Regions from separate parts of the Homo sapiens genome. Here region 2 is linked to region 1. The links are chromatin contacts, found by Hi-C or POLR2A ChIA-PET in ENCODE. All regions are on one chromosome and are shown on one strand. Each heading gives the region's core, a stretch centred on a gene start or an enhancer-like site at or near the end of the contact. The rest is flanking DNA. Distances are from core to core; before and after follow the strand shown.

What was found. A loop is a pair of places that touch in the nucleus more often than their neighbours do. ChIA-PET counts read pairs that join two places held with the same protein, here RNA polymerase II (POLR2A). Pooled maps may share reads with other maps.
Region 2: a loop to region 1 is called in a pooled map, with 3 times the contacts of the local background. The contact joins the promoter of E2F1 here to the enhancer-like site in region 1. A Hi-C loop is called at or near these places in 5 of 50 pooled maps. POLR2A ChIA-PET finds 5 or more read pairs at or near these places in 6 of 52 experiments (H1, HepG2, K562 and 3 more).

What each region holds. Positions count from the first base shown.
Region 1 is chr20:33,643,593-33,650,315 of GRCh38, forward strand. CBFA2T2 (CBFA2/RUNX1 partner transcriptional co-repressor 2) reads left to right here. Exons shown (of 11, transcript NM_001032999.3): 11 at 755-6,438. The coding sequence ends at 1,054. Among named protein-coding and RNA genes, the nearest start is that of C20orf144, 15 kb to the right of the region's middle. Within about 2 kb of position 4,164, at least 8 of the 41 ENCODE cell types and tissues checked have a DNase peak (open chromatin) inside an H3K27ac peak, as active enhancers do.
Region 2 is chr20:33,682,871-33,689,593 of GRCh38, forward strand. It overlaps E2F1 (E2F transcription factor 1), which reads right to left and starts at 3,515. Exons shown (of 7, transcript NM_005225.3): 1 at 3,134-3,515. The coding sequence starts at 3,394. RefSeq lists silencers at 2,885-3,244, 3,355-3,854.

The sequences.
Region 1 (6,723 bases), core at 2,914-5,413:
TCAGATTATCAGTAAAAACAATGAAGATTATTCTCTAATGAGGGAAGCAATATCAGCTGGGCGCTTATAATCCTGACACTTTGGGAGGCTGAGACAGGCAGATCACTTGAGCCCAGGAGTTCAAGCGTAGCCTGGCCAACATGGCAAAACCTCATCTCTACTATATATATATATATATATATATATATATATATATATATATATATATATATATATATATATATAGTATATAATGTGTGTGTGTGTGTGTGTGTGTGTGTGTGTGTGTATATAATGTATAATTACAAAAATTAGCCAGGCATGGTGGCACATGCAGAAAGGAGTAGGATAAATGTTCGTCTTAACACATGTGGTCTTAGGATAGATGGCTCTTGGGGGAGACCCTGGCACAGAGTTTGGTTTGGTTTCTGACTATTAAAATGAGCCAAAAGATGAGTCCATGCCTTAGGCAGGAGAGATGGCCACCTGCCCTAGGCTGGTGCTGTGTAAGGTATTTTCACACACACATCTCATTTCACTGTTCCTGTCATCTTGCAGGGAAGTAGTTTTCTTGTTTTACAGATGAAGGAAACTCAGAAAGGCAGTGTGTATTTCTCATAGTTAAACAGCAGTAGAGGGCGGAGTTGACCACAGGTGTATGTAGTTCCAAAGCTGGGGTTCTCTACATACAGCCCCTTGCTTTACTGTGCAGGGAATGAATGGCAAGCCTGCCCCTCAATCCCAGCAACCACTAACTGATGCCTGTGTCTTGCAGAACTGCTGGAACTGTGGCCGCAAAGCCAGCGAGACATGCAGTGGCTGCAATATCGCGCGATACTGTGGCTCTTTCTGCCAGCACAAGGACTGGGAGCGGCACCACCGCCTCTGTGGTCAGAACCTGCATGGCCAGAGCCCCCACGGCCAGGGCCGGCCGCTGCTTCCTGTAGGCAGGGGCTCCTCTGCCAGGTCCGCCGACTGCAGCGTGCCCAGCCCAGCCCTCGACAAGACCTCGGCAACCACATCGCGTTCCTCAACACCTGCTTCTGTGACAGCTATCGACACCAACGGACTCTGAGCCCCGGACTCTGCTTACCCTGATGGCTGCTCAGCACCACAGAGTGCTTGGGCTGAGGGACTGACTGTTGGAACCCGTGCATGTAGCTGCCGGGTCATCAGCAAGAAATGAATTGGAGGCAGGAAGAGTCCAAGCCTGAATAATAACACCCCACAGCCTCTCTGTGCACTTGCTGTCTGCGGAGCCAGTGTGCCATTCTCTGCACATGGGCAGCCAGCCTGAGCTGCCTCCTCCATGGCTTTCCTGGTTTGTTCCTCTCTCCACTGAAGCTGACTTAGCCGGCCCCTTTTCAGTGTAGACCACCAGCTCCCCTCCCCATCTCCTTGAGTCAGCAGACTGTCCAATGTGCTCAGCCAGGCTGGAGGCGGCAGGCGGCAGGCAGCAGGCTGTGGAGGAGGCCCCTCGGTCAGGGAGCGGCCTGCCTCACCCCTGAATAGCTCCTTCGGCCCCATCTCCATCCTCAGCAGATGACACTGATTGGCCTCACGGGGACTTGGGTAAGCAACAGGCGGCATTCAGGACTCTTCTCAACCCTGCTGTTCAGACTTGATAAGATCTCAGAGTCCACAGGAAAGAAGTCACTGTTGCAATAAAAGCACCCGTAGTAGCAAAAACATAAAACAAATAAAACTTCCCCCACATCACAGATGATTTTGGACAAGATTTTCCAACCTTGCTGGCTACTTTAGTTTGGGACCTGTTTTTTTTCTCATTTGATTTTGCTTGTGCAGAAAATAGTTTCCAGCACATGGATTGATCTGAGAGAGAATGAGGCTCAGTTGTGGATAGTCTGTTTTCTCTGAGCATGTTGGCCAACTAGTATCGTCAAATTATTGAGTGGATCATCTCTTGGAAATGCAGAACTTCTGCCACCACTTGGCTATTTGCACAGTCATCTTGTTCTGTGTCCTTTTATCTCTCAGACCACACACATCTGGAACGCTGTGGGCATCTTCTGCCCATGGGCTCCATTTGGCACCTGCTGAGCCACAGTTGTCCTGCTGGATGTGCTGTGCAGGTTGGTAGGACTTGCCCCCACTGTCAAGGCCTGGTCTCATCTGAAAAGCCCTCCTGGACCTCAAAGAATTCTTCAGACCTCATAGTTACAGGTCATTATATCTACTATGTTGATTTATCATCAGGCACACAACTTCTGTTTCCTTCTCTTGTGTTATCTGATAGCGTCCCTCCTTGAGCTCATCAGAAAGGTTTTATGAAATGTGAACCATTTTGGGAAAAGCTGATCAATTTTTCTTCCTAGCTTCCCATTTTCAAATGGGACATCACTCATATCCCTTTCAGAATGTTAGGAACTGCCTCCCACATTCTTCCCTGTCTTTTTGGGTTTTGTTTTTTGTTGTTGTGGTGGTTTTTTAACACAAAGTCTCACTCTGTTGCCCAGGCTGGAGTGCAGTGGCATGATCTTGGCTCACTGCAACCTCTGCCTTCCAGGTTCAAGCAATTCTCCTGCCTCAGCCTCCCGAGTAGCTGAGATTACAGGCGCCCACCACCACGCCCAGCTAATTTTTGTATTTTTAGTAGAGACAGGGTTTCACCATGTTGGCCAGGCTGATCTCGAACTCCTGACCTCAGGTGACCTGCCTTGGCCTCCCAAAGTGCAGGGATTACAAGCGTGAGCCACCATGCCCGGCCTGTCTTTTTGGTTTTGATGGGAGTCTGAGGACCCCGACCCCTCCTGCTCTCCATCTTTGAGCCTCTGGCATCCTCTCACACCCAGAAATCAGTTGGAGTAAGTTTAATTGGCCCTGCTCCAGCTGGCCTTTGAAGCACAAGTTTAAATCTCCACCTTCTGTGCACTGACCAGAGTCTAAAATAAAAGTTGTCAGTACCATAAAGGAAAAGGGATCCACACAGGTAGCCTTCTCCTTGGATACAGGTACATCTTACTGTAAGAATTTCAAGTCCTGGCTGGGCGCAGTGGCTCACTCCTGTAATCCCAGCACTTTGAGAGACCGAGGCAGGCAGATCACTTGAGGTCAGGAATTCAAGACCAACCTGGCCAACATGGTGAAACCCTGTCTCTAATAAAAAAAAAATAGAAAAATCAGCCGGGTGTGGTGGCACACACCTGTAATCCTAGCTACTCAGGAGGCTGAGGCAAGAGAATCTCTTGAACCTGTGAGCCAGAGGTTGCAGTGAGCCGAGATTCCACCACTGCACTCCAGCCTGGGCAACAGAGCAAAACTCTGTCTCAAAAAAAAAAAAAAAAAGGCAAAATTAAAGAATTTCAAGTCCCTAATTTACTCTAACCAAGCATTTTCAGTCTTACAAAGAAATCTAGTGCACGACACCTTTAAAATGCCTAGATTTCCATTGCCTAAAGTAAGGTGTGACCAGTGAAACAACAGCAGAGAATCATGTTCCTTTGCTGTGGAACACATAAGCCCCACAGTTTTCCAGTCAGCCTAATACATGGGTATCCCCCGACCCCATCTGCCTCCTTAAGCCACAGTCCTTGGTGGGGAACTCTAAGGGGGACGGAGTCAGTACCCCGGACAGGGCCACATTTGCATGAGACATGGCTGTCTCACAGGTCACAGAGCCATTACAACAGCTTACTAGTTTTTCATGGATTTGTTGGATTAACACCTTAAGCAGGTTTTTTATTGTTATTTTGTTTGTTTGTTTGTTTTGAGACGGGAGTTTCTCTCTTGTCTCCCAGGCTGGAGTGCAATCGCGCAATCTCGGCTCACGGTAACCTCTGCCTCCCAGGTTCAAGCGAGTCTCCTGCCTCAGCCTTCTGAGTAGCTGGGATTACAGGCATGCGCCACCACGCCCAACTAATTTTGTATTTTTAGTAGAGACGGGGTTTCTCCTTGTTGGTCAGGCTGGTCTCAAACCCCGGACCTCAGGTGATCCCCCCACCTTGGCCTCCCAAAGTGCCAGGATTACAGGCATGAGCCACTGTGTCCGGTCTTGAGCAGGTTTTTAAAATCTCCAGTGGCCATAAAACTAGCCAGGGTAGCTCATGCTTTTACTGGTTGGAATAAGGAGCCAAAACCAACAAAATAATATTTATTAGGGCTCGATGCCCATTTCTGTGGCTAAGGCTTAGGTTTGGTGTGCAGAGCCTGGCCTGCTCTTGTGGGCTGTGGTTGCTGTGACAGTTTCGTTTTCTGAATCTTTGTAATGCTCTTCCACCCTGCTCGTGCTGCCCAGAGGCTGATCTGCAAACCTGGGCAGTATTCCACACTGAAGCTCAGTTTGCAAACCTTCTGCTGTGTTAATTCTGGTCAGTTTCACACAGAAGTCACGAGGGCCTCTGCCCAGGACCTTCTATTCACATTTCAAGAATCCCTTTCTGAAATTCTCCAACTCTCTGGTCAGGAGGAGGAGCACCATTGGGGCGGGGTAGGCAGCTAGAGGCGCAGGAGCGAATCCAGGTTCCTTGCGTGGTTCCCAGCCTCTGCTGACAGCACCTCAGCTACCAGGTGGGGAGTGGAAATTCAGCCTGCTTAGAGGACTGACCTCTACAGTTCATATTTGCAGTGACATAAAAGGCAAAGAGGAGCTGGCATGGTGGTACAGAAGGTATCAGTCAAGCGCAGGCTCTTCAGAAACCTAGAAACTAAAAAGAGATGCAACATGTGACTGGCCATCAGCCAGACATGTCTAGGGTGAGACCAGTGCTCAGCACCACCCGCCAAGGAACACTGATGAGTTGTGGGACATTATGGTCGGCCAAGTGAGGAATGATTGCAGGGACCAGAGAAGACCAAAGATGCCAGATGTCCCCAGAGTTTCTTGAGGGCTGGGTTTCACGTCTTTGCTTGTCCTTTTTGTCCCCACTTGCCTGCACCGTGCCTGACTCATCCAGTGGGGAAGGTGACTCAAGAAGTTGTTTAAGCCTAGGCCTAGGCAGTCCACTTCGGGAGGTGGGGGCACTCCACACTGGGGGGCCCTGCAGCTCCAGGGCTGGTGCTCTAGCAGATCCGCTCAGGCACGGTTGGGTGACCGTGGGGTCACCGATTGCGTAGATTATTTCTAGGGCAGTGCTGGGTTAGAAATGTCTGTCTGGAAACAGGACACATCTTGCCACCACAAGTCCACACCTGGCCTTGGCTGCTGCCCGCTCTCTGCAGCGTGGATTTCCTTTGCCCATTTGGGCCAGAAGGTCACCAGGAGTTCATCACTGCTTAGTGTCAACTTGACATCTTCAGCTTCCAGACAGAAAACCCATGCTTTACTTTGTACAGCCCTGTCCCAGAGTTAGTAAGCCTCGGCTTGTCACCTGCTTGCAAAGGGTATAGACATCATTCTGGGTAGTTCTAGAGGATATCGCAACAAGTGCGTTTGAAGGTTCAGCACAGCTGGAATTGTACGGTAGTGAGCTCTTCAAAATGAAAACAGAATGACCGGATGGCCATCTGTCCTGGAAACTGTAGAATTGAATAAATCACTGAAAATAGAACACTTCTTGGAGGCTTTCTTCAGAACTGAACTAGAAACAAGGTTTCCAGGCTCCCAGGTCAGTAGACCAAACCAACTTCCTTAGATTTTTTTTTTTAAGCTGTTTGCAGAAAACTGGGTGGTAGCGTGTCTGAACCAAACGGAAGAATAGCCAGCGGAGCATGGACTGTTCCAGCACGGGCCAGATGGCCAGCTGTCGAGAGCAGCCCTGCCCAGATTGCGGTGGGGGCTGTGCCAGCGGCTCCGCAGGGCCCTTCCAACTCTGGAGTGTCTGTAGTTCTTGTGAAACCAAAACGTTGACTACCTGCCTCTTTCCTCGGGCATCGACGTGCTCATTTCCAAAGATGATGGTGCAGGTGACCTTTTCCATCGTGAGCTAAGAGAAGGTTAGGAGGCCTGAGGGGCGGGCCTTGTGTCCCCTCCTCCCCCTCCACAGCCCCTGAGGTGGAGCTTCCCTCACAGACCCCATCTGGTCGAGCCTACGGCTGCCCAGTGTACACTCAGTGATGCTTATACCAAATAGGGCATGTGCGCTGGTGTCTGTTGGGGACAGCCCCATCCCTACCTTGGAGTCGGCAGAGAAGCAGCAATAAGCATTAGGCGAATGATTGAAAGGGCTGCTGCGCCAAGAGGCCTTCAGTCCCCTTAACGTGGCTTTCCAACTTCCTGACGAGGCTACAAAGGCTCCGCTCACAAAAGAAAGCCAATAATGTAAATAAATAGAAAACGAAGCCTCCACGCGTGGTTTTTAAAGGGGGATGATGAATGTGACACCACCCACAGAATGCATTAGAATCTGGTTTTTCTGTGCTTTGTCATTTTACTCTGATAGGAATTTTTGTTACCTAACTCTGTGCATAACTTATTTAATGTACTGTATAAATGAACCAAAACTGTTAAATATGTATTTAGTTTGTTCTACTTAAAGTAGTCAATAAAAAGGCTATATTCCTTTTCTGCCTCAAGCTGGAATGGGACCGGGAGGAAAGGTGGTCCCTACACTAGGAGGTGTCCCCTCACCCTAATTCCCAAATCCTTGAGGAAGAGGGAGAGAGGGGCCTCAACTGGTTCTAGTCGTGGCCTGAAGAGCATCCAAGGGCATGAAGCAGGGGGTGTCTGCACCCCATGTGCCTGGAACTGGCCTCTCTGGAAAGCCAGCTGCACCAACTGGTCAGTGCCCTGTGGGGACCAGGCCCAACCAGGCTGGCTGCTGGAGCCCACCAGTGGGCCTGCGGTCA
Region 2 (6,723 bases), core at 2,265-4,764, 39 kb after region 1:
CAGGGCGATATATTTATATGATCCCTTTTGGATTAAAAAGCTCATGAAACTTTTCTCTGGTTCAGTTTATATTATTATAGAATACATTTCGGGGCAGCCTCTGGAAGGACTGTGGGAGACCAGTGCCATATCTGAATGGTGTGAATGATACAGGAAAAACTACAATTTTTAAAACTTTAAAAAACAAAAACTGTCACAACCACCACAAACAAAAATAGCCTTAGGGAAAAAAAGGAAAAAAATGAATAGGGCTGGGATCCTGCCGTCAACTTTCTAGTTTCTTAAGAGTTAAGTTTTTGGCCAGGCGCAGTGGCTCACGCCTGTAATCCTGGCACTTTGGGAGGCCGAGGCGGGCAGATCACTTGAGGTCAGGAGTTCAAGACCAGCCTGACCAATATGGTGAAACCTCATCTCTACCAAAAATACAAAAATTAGCCGGGTATGGTGGTGCACGTCTGTAGTCCCAGCTACTCGGGAGGCTGAGGCAGAAGAATCGCTTGAACCCAGGAGGTAGAGGTTGCGGTGAGCCGAGATGGCGCCACTGTACTCCAACCTAGGTGACAGAGCGAGACTTCATCTCAAAAAAAAAAAAAAAAAAAAGAGTTAAGAGTTAAGTTTTCAGCTGGGCATGGTGACTCACACCTGTAATCCCAGCACTTTGAGAGGCTGAGACAGTCAGATTGTCTGAACTCAGGAGTTCAAGACCAGCCTGGGCAACATGGCAAGACCCTCTCTCTACTAAAAATACAAAAATTGGCTGGGCATGGTGGTACACGCCTGTAATCCCAGCTACTCGGGAGGCTGAGGCACAGAATAGCTTGAACTTGGGAGGCAGAGGTTGCAGTGAGCCGCAATCACGCCACTGCACTCCAGCCTGGGTAACAGAATGAGACCCTGTCTCCAAAAAAAAAATAAATAAATAAATAAAAAAGTTAAGTTTTCTACATTAAACATGTATTATAGTTATAATACTTGAGTTTGTGGAAGTGGACAGGCAGGGCCAAGAGGAATGGCTGAATTGCAGAGCCTTGTATACAGAATGCCTGCTGGTATAGAAGCTAAGCCTGTAGCTTATTTCAAGGACTGTGCCAGACAAATGCCAGTGCAGAGAGGCCAAAAGCCAAACCTGTGGACTTTCTGGACTTCAGTTCCAGAATGGTGCCAGCCTCCTGGCCCTTAAGTACACTGGGGGCCAGGGCTCCTTGTCTCTGGGCCTAGTGCCTCCTGGGCATTCACTAACTCAACAACTGTTGAATGAATGGAATGCCCAGGCCAATGAGCCTGCCCCTGACAGGTGGAGTGGAGGGCATTTTTCTTTGCCCCTGTCCCTCCCTTTGATCCTAGAACCCATAATCCTGTTCAGATCTTTGAGGACAAGACCCTCAGGTTGTTAGATTTCCGCAGACCTGAGCCTTCTATAATGCTTGTCACACAGCTGAATGGAAGATGCTTGCCCAGGTCCCAAGTGGTACCCACAGGAACAGGCCCCTGGAGTACAGGAGACAGGCCACCTGGCCCACCCCTGGTACAACCCCCTCCCACCCACTCATTAAGAGGGAGGGCCCCTAAAAGCCCTTCTTGCCCTTTCTTCAACCTGTATCAGCATCCCCAGAAAGCAAGGCATCCCAGAGGTCAACCTCAGAGGAAACGCAGACTGCTCTCCCCACTCAAGAGCAGAATGACATGGGAAGATTCTAACATCTCTAGGCCTCAGCTTCCCAATCTGTAAAAAGGGACTGCTGCTGATGGGGTTAAATGAGTTAATTAAGTAAAGCGCTTGGCACAGAGCCTGGCACACAAGACATCCTCAAAACAATGGTGGCTGCTATTGTTATTATTATTAGCATTGTGGTGATTCCGGAAGGCAGCACTGGGCATGGGGCCAAGGGGGTTGGGGGAGCCTCCTCAGGATGCCTCAGGGACCAGCTGCCACCCACACCCCCATCAGCAGTTAGGCAGCTTCTACCTCCTTGTCCTGAGTCCTGCCTCACCCCTCCCACTTGCTCCAAGTTCCCTGCTGAGACCCCATCCTGCCTGGCCAGACCCCGCCTGCACACCAGAGCCCCACCTTCACCCATAGGCTGCGCCAGTCAAACTGGTCTCCACACCCTGCCCTGTGCCCCACAGTTCCCAGCTCCAGGCTTCTACGCCTCCAATCCCTTCTCCCACTGGAATTCAGCCGCCTCTTCTGGGCCCTCCAGTCTGAATTCGTCTTGAGCTCAGCGATCAGGGAGGGCTTTATTAAAGGATCTCCCTGAGACATTTTCTCTCCTGGCACTGGGGGCCTCCTCTCCAGCTCCCAGAGGCCCAGCCCACCTAGTCCTTCTACAGAGACTCAGGGGTCGGCCTGCCTGATTAATGAGGTTCCATGGCAACCAGGGCCTGGGAGGGTGGAGGGTGGCAGATGGAAGGACAGGCAGAGGGAGGGGATCAGCAGCTGGTCCAGCTGCCCCGCCCCTGCAGAGAAGGCCTCCCAGCCAGGAGGGCTGTCCCCAGAGGCCTGGCCGGCCAGGCCTGCACCTGGCAGTCAGCATCGAGGCAGGAAGGAGGGTCTCCTCAATGGCTCACCAACGGTTAGGCCCCAGGACTTTCCTCCGCCCCGCCTTCACTTCCCCTAGCAGCTGTGCTCACTACCGAGATGCAAATTCTGAGCTGAAGCCAGCAGGCCTCAGTTCAAATCCCAGCCCCACCACCTGCAGCCGTGTGACCAGGGGCAAGTCACTTTCCCTCTCTGGGCCTCAGTTCCTCCTCCGTCAGATGGGCACAGTGACAACACAGCTCACAGCGGGGTTGTGAGTTTTAGCTGGCTTGAAGTCGCCCAAAGGCCTGGCATGCAGTAAACGCCAGTTGAATACACGTGGGCTATTATTATCACTGAGTCCGACGCTGGGGAGGCTCCGGTGAGGAAGCTGAGGCGCAGAGCACAGAGCAGCAAACAGGGACCGGCCCGAGGTCACCCCGCACCCCAGGGCGGGGCCCGGAGGCCCAACCCCGGCTCTGCACCGCCCAGCCTGGGCGCCTCAGTCAACCCCTCCCCCGCCCCCTGCCGCCTCCAGGCCAAACACGGCGCCCTCCCGGGTCTGCGCGGGGGGCACAGGCGGCGCTGTCGGCGCGGCGTCCCTGGGGTCCGTACCGGCGGGCGGCCGAGCGCGGGCCGCGGCGCACTGGGTGTGGGCCGGGGCGCCTGCGGTGTGGCGAAGAGCAGCAGGTCAGGGTCGCAGGGGCCGGCGGCGGGCGCCGCGGGGCCGGTGGGAGCCGGCGGGGCGCTGGCGTCCTGCGCGGCGGAGATGATGACGATCTGCGAGGAGTCGAGCAGCCGCAGCGCGCCGGCCCCGAGCAGGGCCTCCAGCGCCGGCGCGCATGGGCCGCCCGCAGGGGCCCCGGCCAAGGCCATGACGCTCACGGCCCGCGCGGCCCGGGTGACAGGCGGCGGCGGCGGCGCGGGCCCATGGCGGCAGGCCTCGGCGAGGGCTCGATCCCGCTCCGCCCCCGGCCGCCGCTGCCTGCAAAGTCCCGGCCACTTTTACGCGCCAAATCCTTTTTGCCGCGAAAGAGCCACGAGCCGCCGAGCGCCGCCACAATTGGCTGCCCCGGCCGTGACGGGAACAACGGCGGCGGTTCCTATTGGCTTTAACGCGCCGGACCCGGCGGCGAGGGGCGGGATGGGGCGGCGGCGCGGGGCGGTACGGCCAATGGCGGGGCGGGGCGCGCGCAGGCTTTGTCCGGATGGTACCAGGCGCGGTGTGACTCCCCGCCCCCAGCCCGGGCGTCCCCTGCTGGAGGCGTGGGGACACCGGAACATAGGCCCCGCCCCGCCCCGACGCTCCCGCATCCCACTGACCTTTCTATAGTGCAGGTTCAGAACAGAGCCTCTCTTCTGCACGTGACCCTCAACCTGTAGCCCCCAACAGCCTCAGCTTAGATTTCCAGAGACTGTCCCCTCTTCTTTTCAGGATCATCAGTTCCACAGCCCAGCCATCAGCCACCTCTTCCATCCTCAACTTGCCTCACCCATGACATTATCCTAATCCTGCACCCAGCCCTATCCCGCTCACCCAGAGCCCAAGCTGAAGAGCGGTGCCTGGAAATGGCGAGGGGGACGTCGGGCTTTCCTGCAAGTCCCATTTTAGCCAAAATCTCCAACAGCCAACGTATAGCATCTGCTTGAACTCATTCATTCCCTCACTCATTCAACAAACGTTTGGAGAGCTTGCTCTGTGCCCCATCCTCAATTCGTGGCCCTAAGGAGCTCACAGTCCAGTAGACAGGGGAACAGAAAGGTAACAGACGTTTACAATACGATGAAGTGGCGTCTGGGCGCGGTGGCTCACCACCGGAATCCCTGTAATCAGCTGGCGGGGTGGATCGCATGAGCCCAGGAGTTCGAGACCAGCCTGATCAACATGGTGAAGACCCATCTCTACAAAAAATACAAAAATTAGCCAGGCATGGTGGCGTGTGCCCGTAGTCCCAGCTACTTGGGAGGCTGAGGTGGGAGGATTGCTTGAGCCCGAGAAGTCGAGGCTGCAGTGAGCTATGATCATGCCACTGCACACCAGCCTGGGCGACAGAGCGAGATCCTGTCTCTAAAACAAAAAAAGAAAACACATCACTTCTAGGGAGCCCTCCCAAGGATTTACTCACTTCCTCTATTGCCCACTGCTGCCTCTGCTCCAATGCTGACCACACACACTCCTTTTCTCCATCTGCCTCCCCTGCCAATCTAGGAGCTCAGTAGCGACTCCTCCCAACACTGGTCTGGCCCAGAGCAGGCGCTGAGAAAGGTTATGAAAGAAACAGAGGCTAAGCCAGAGGCTGCCTAGACTGTGACAAGGAGACCACGGTTCTGCAAGGGTGGTCCTTAGGCCACTGGCTTCAGAACCACGTGGTCACTTGCTAATTTTGGGCCCACCCTGGCCCTGCCAATTTAAAATCTCTAGGTGCCCAAGAATCTGCATTTTAACAATGCCATGTCCCCTTTCCAGGTGATATTTGTTATTCTTTTTCTTTTTTTTTTTTTGACACTTAGGGAATTAGAAAAGCCAGTATCTTATTTTTTTTTTCCTATTTATTTTATATAGACGAGGTCTCACTATGTTGCCCAGGGTAGTCTCAAACCCCTGGGCTCAAGAGATCCTCCCGCCTCAGCCTCCAGCATAGCTGGTACTCCAGGTGACTGCCACCTCACCAAGCTTCCAGGTTATTTTTATGCATACTCACATTTGAAAGCAAACTGGTGTACCAGCATAATCAAAATGAGTGGTGCAGCCTCAAATCACAGCTCCTGAGGATGCTTCTCACCCTTAGTTTCAAATGGGCACACAGACCTTGCCCTGGCCCCTTCCAGGGTTGCCAGGAGAATGAAAAGCATAAGGAATTGGAAAGTGTTTTACAAACTATGAGGTGGTTTAGGAAATCAGGAGTTGTTTTCCCCTCCAATGAGTAGTTTCTGAAATTACTCATTGCAAATCCTAGAATGTATCATAGCTAGAAGGGACCACAGAGACCACATAAGCCTCTTGCTGTATGGATAGGAAAACTGAGGCCCTTTCAGGAGAAAGTAACTGTGAAGCCAACCAGTGACCAAATTGGGCCTACACTGCATTCCCAGCCCTGAGGTCTGCCTGTCCCCCTTCCCCATCCCCTCTCCATAAAGAAGCTGAGGGGTAGGTCCCATTCTAAACAACCAACGCAGGTGCTGGCAGAGAGCAAGAGAAACCAGCACATTCCCATTCCAGATGGAAAGAGTGTCCTTTCCCTGCACCTTCCCACAGGGTCCCAGTAACACTAACATTCATTTGTGTGAAGCCCTCTCAAACCCAAGTCATTCAACAAACACTTATTAAGCACCTATTATATACCAAGCACTGTGCTGGTTTAACTGTGGTGGCTGGCAAAGAGAGATGTCTATTATTATTGCTCCATTTTATGATGAGGAAATTTGAGGCCAAAAGGGCCTGAGTTTACCAAGTAGATGAAAAGGTTATTTTTCAGGCTTGGTGAGGCTGAGGTTGGGGGTTTTCCAAAGTCCTGCCCGCCCCAGAGTATTCAAGTACACATCCAGGTAGAAGTAGGCGCCCTCCGTCCCACAATCCTTCAGGTCCTGCTGAAGCAGAAAGGAGTGAAGACCAGCATTCCTAGCATGAAACTGAGGAAGAGATAAGGGCCTTCTGTACCTATTAATACCTACTTGAAAGCAGAAAAGCCTGATAGATGAGGCCCCTTGGCCCTAAGCCTGGCAGCTCCTGATAAGGCTGTTCTCAATGTCAACAGTTTTCAAAAAACAGTTTCCAAAAAATCCACAGTCACTGGGCAGCCACTTCCATTGATGATCTCCTTTCAACCCCATAATCCCGTAAGTAAGCTTGTTTATCCACATGGTGCAGGAAGGAAGAGGCTCAGAGAGGGGCATTCATAGCTCAAGGTCACACAGCAGAACTGAGATGAGAACTTCACTTGTCCCACTGCAAAACCCAGGACCTGCCCTTGCCACCCTCTGTAAATACCCCAAAAGCCAGGCTCAGGGCTGTCAAGATTATAAAGTGTAGTTTCTAAAGGGTATTATGGTGGATAGTGGCTTGGTTCATAGGTGCTTATTTCCATCACCACCTTCACCAACCAAACTAGAGGAGTTCGAGGGGATGCAATCTGTTGGGCCCACAATCCTGTGCCTGGAGACCTCTTTCCCTTGGTTCTTTCCAAGAAGCAGAGTGGTGTAGAGGT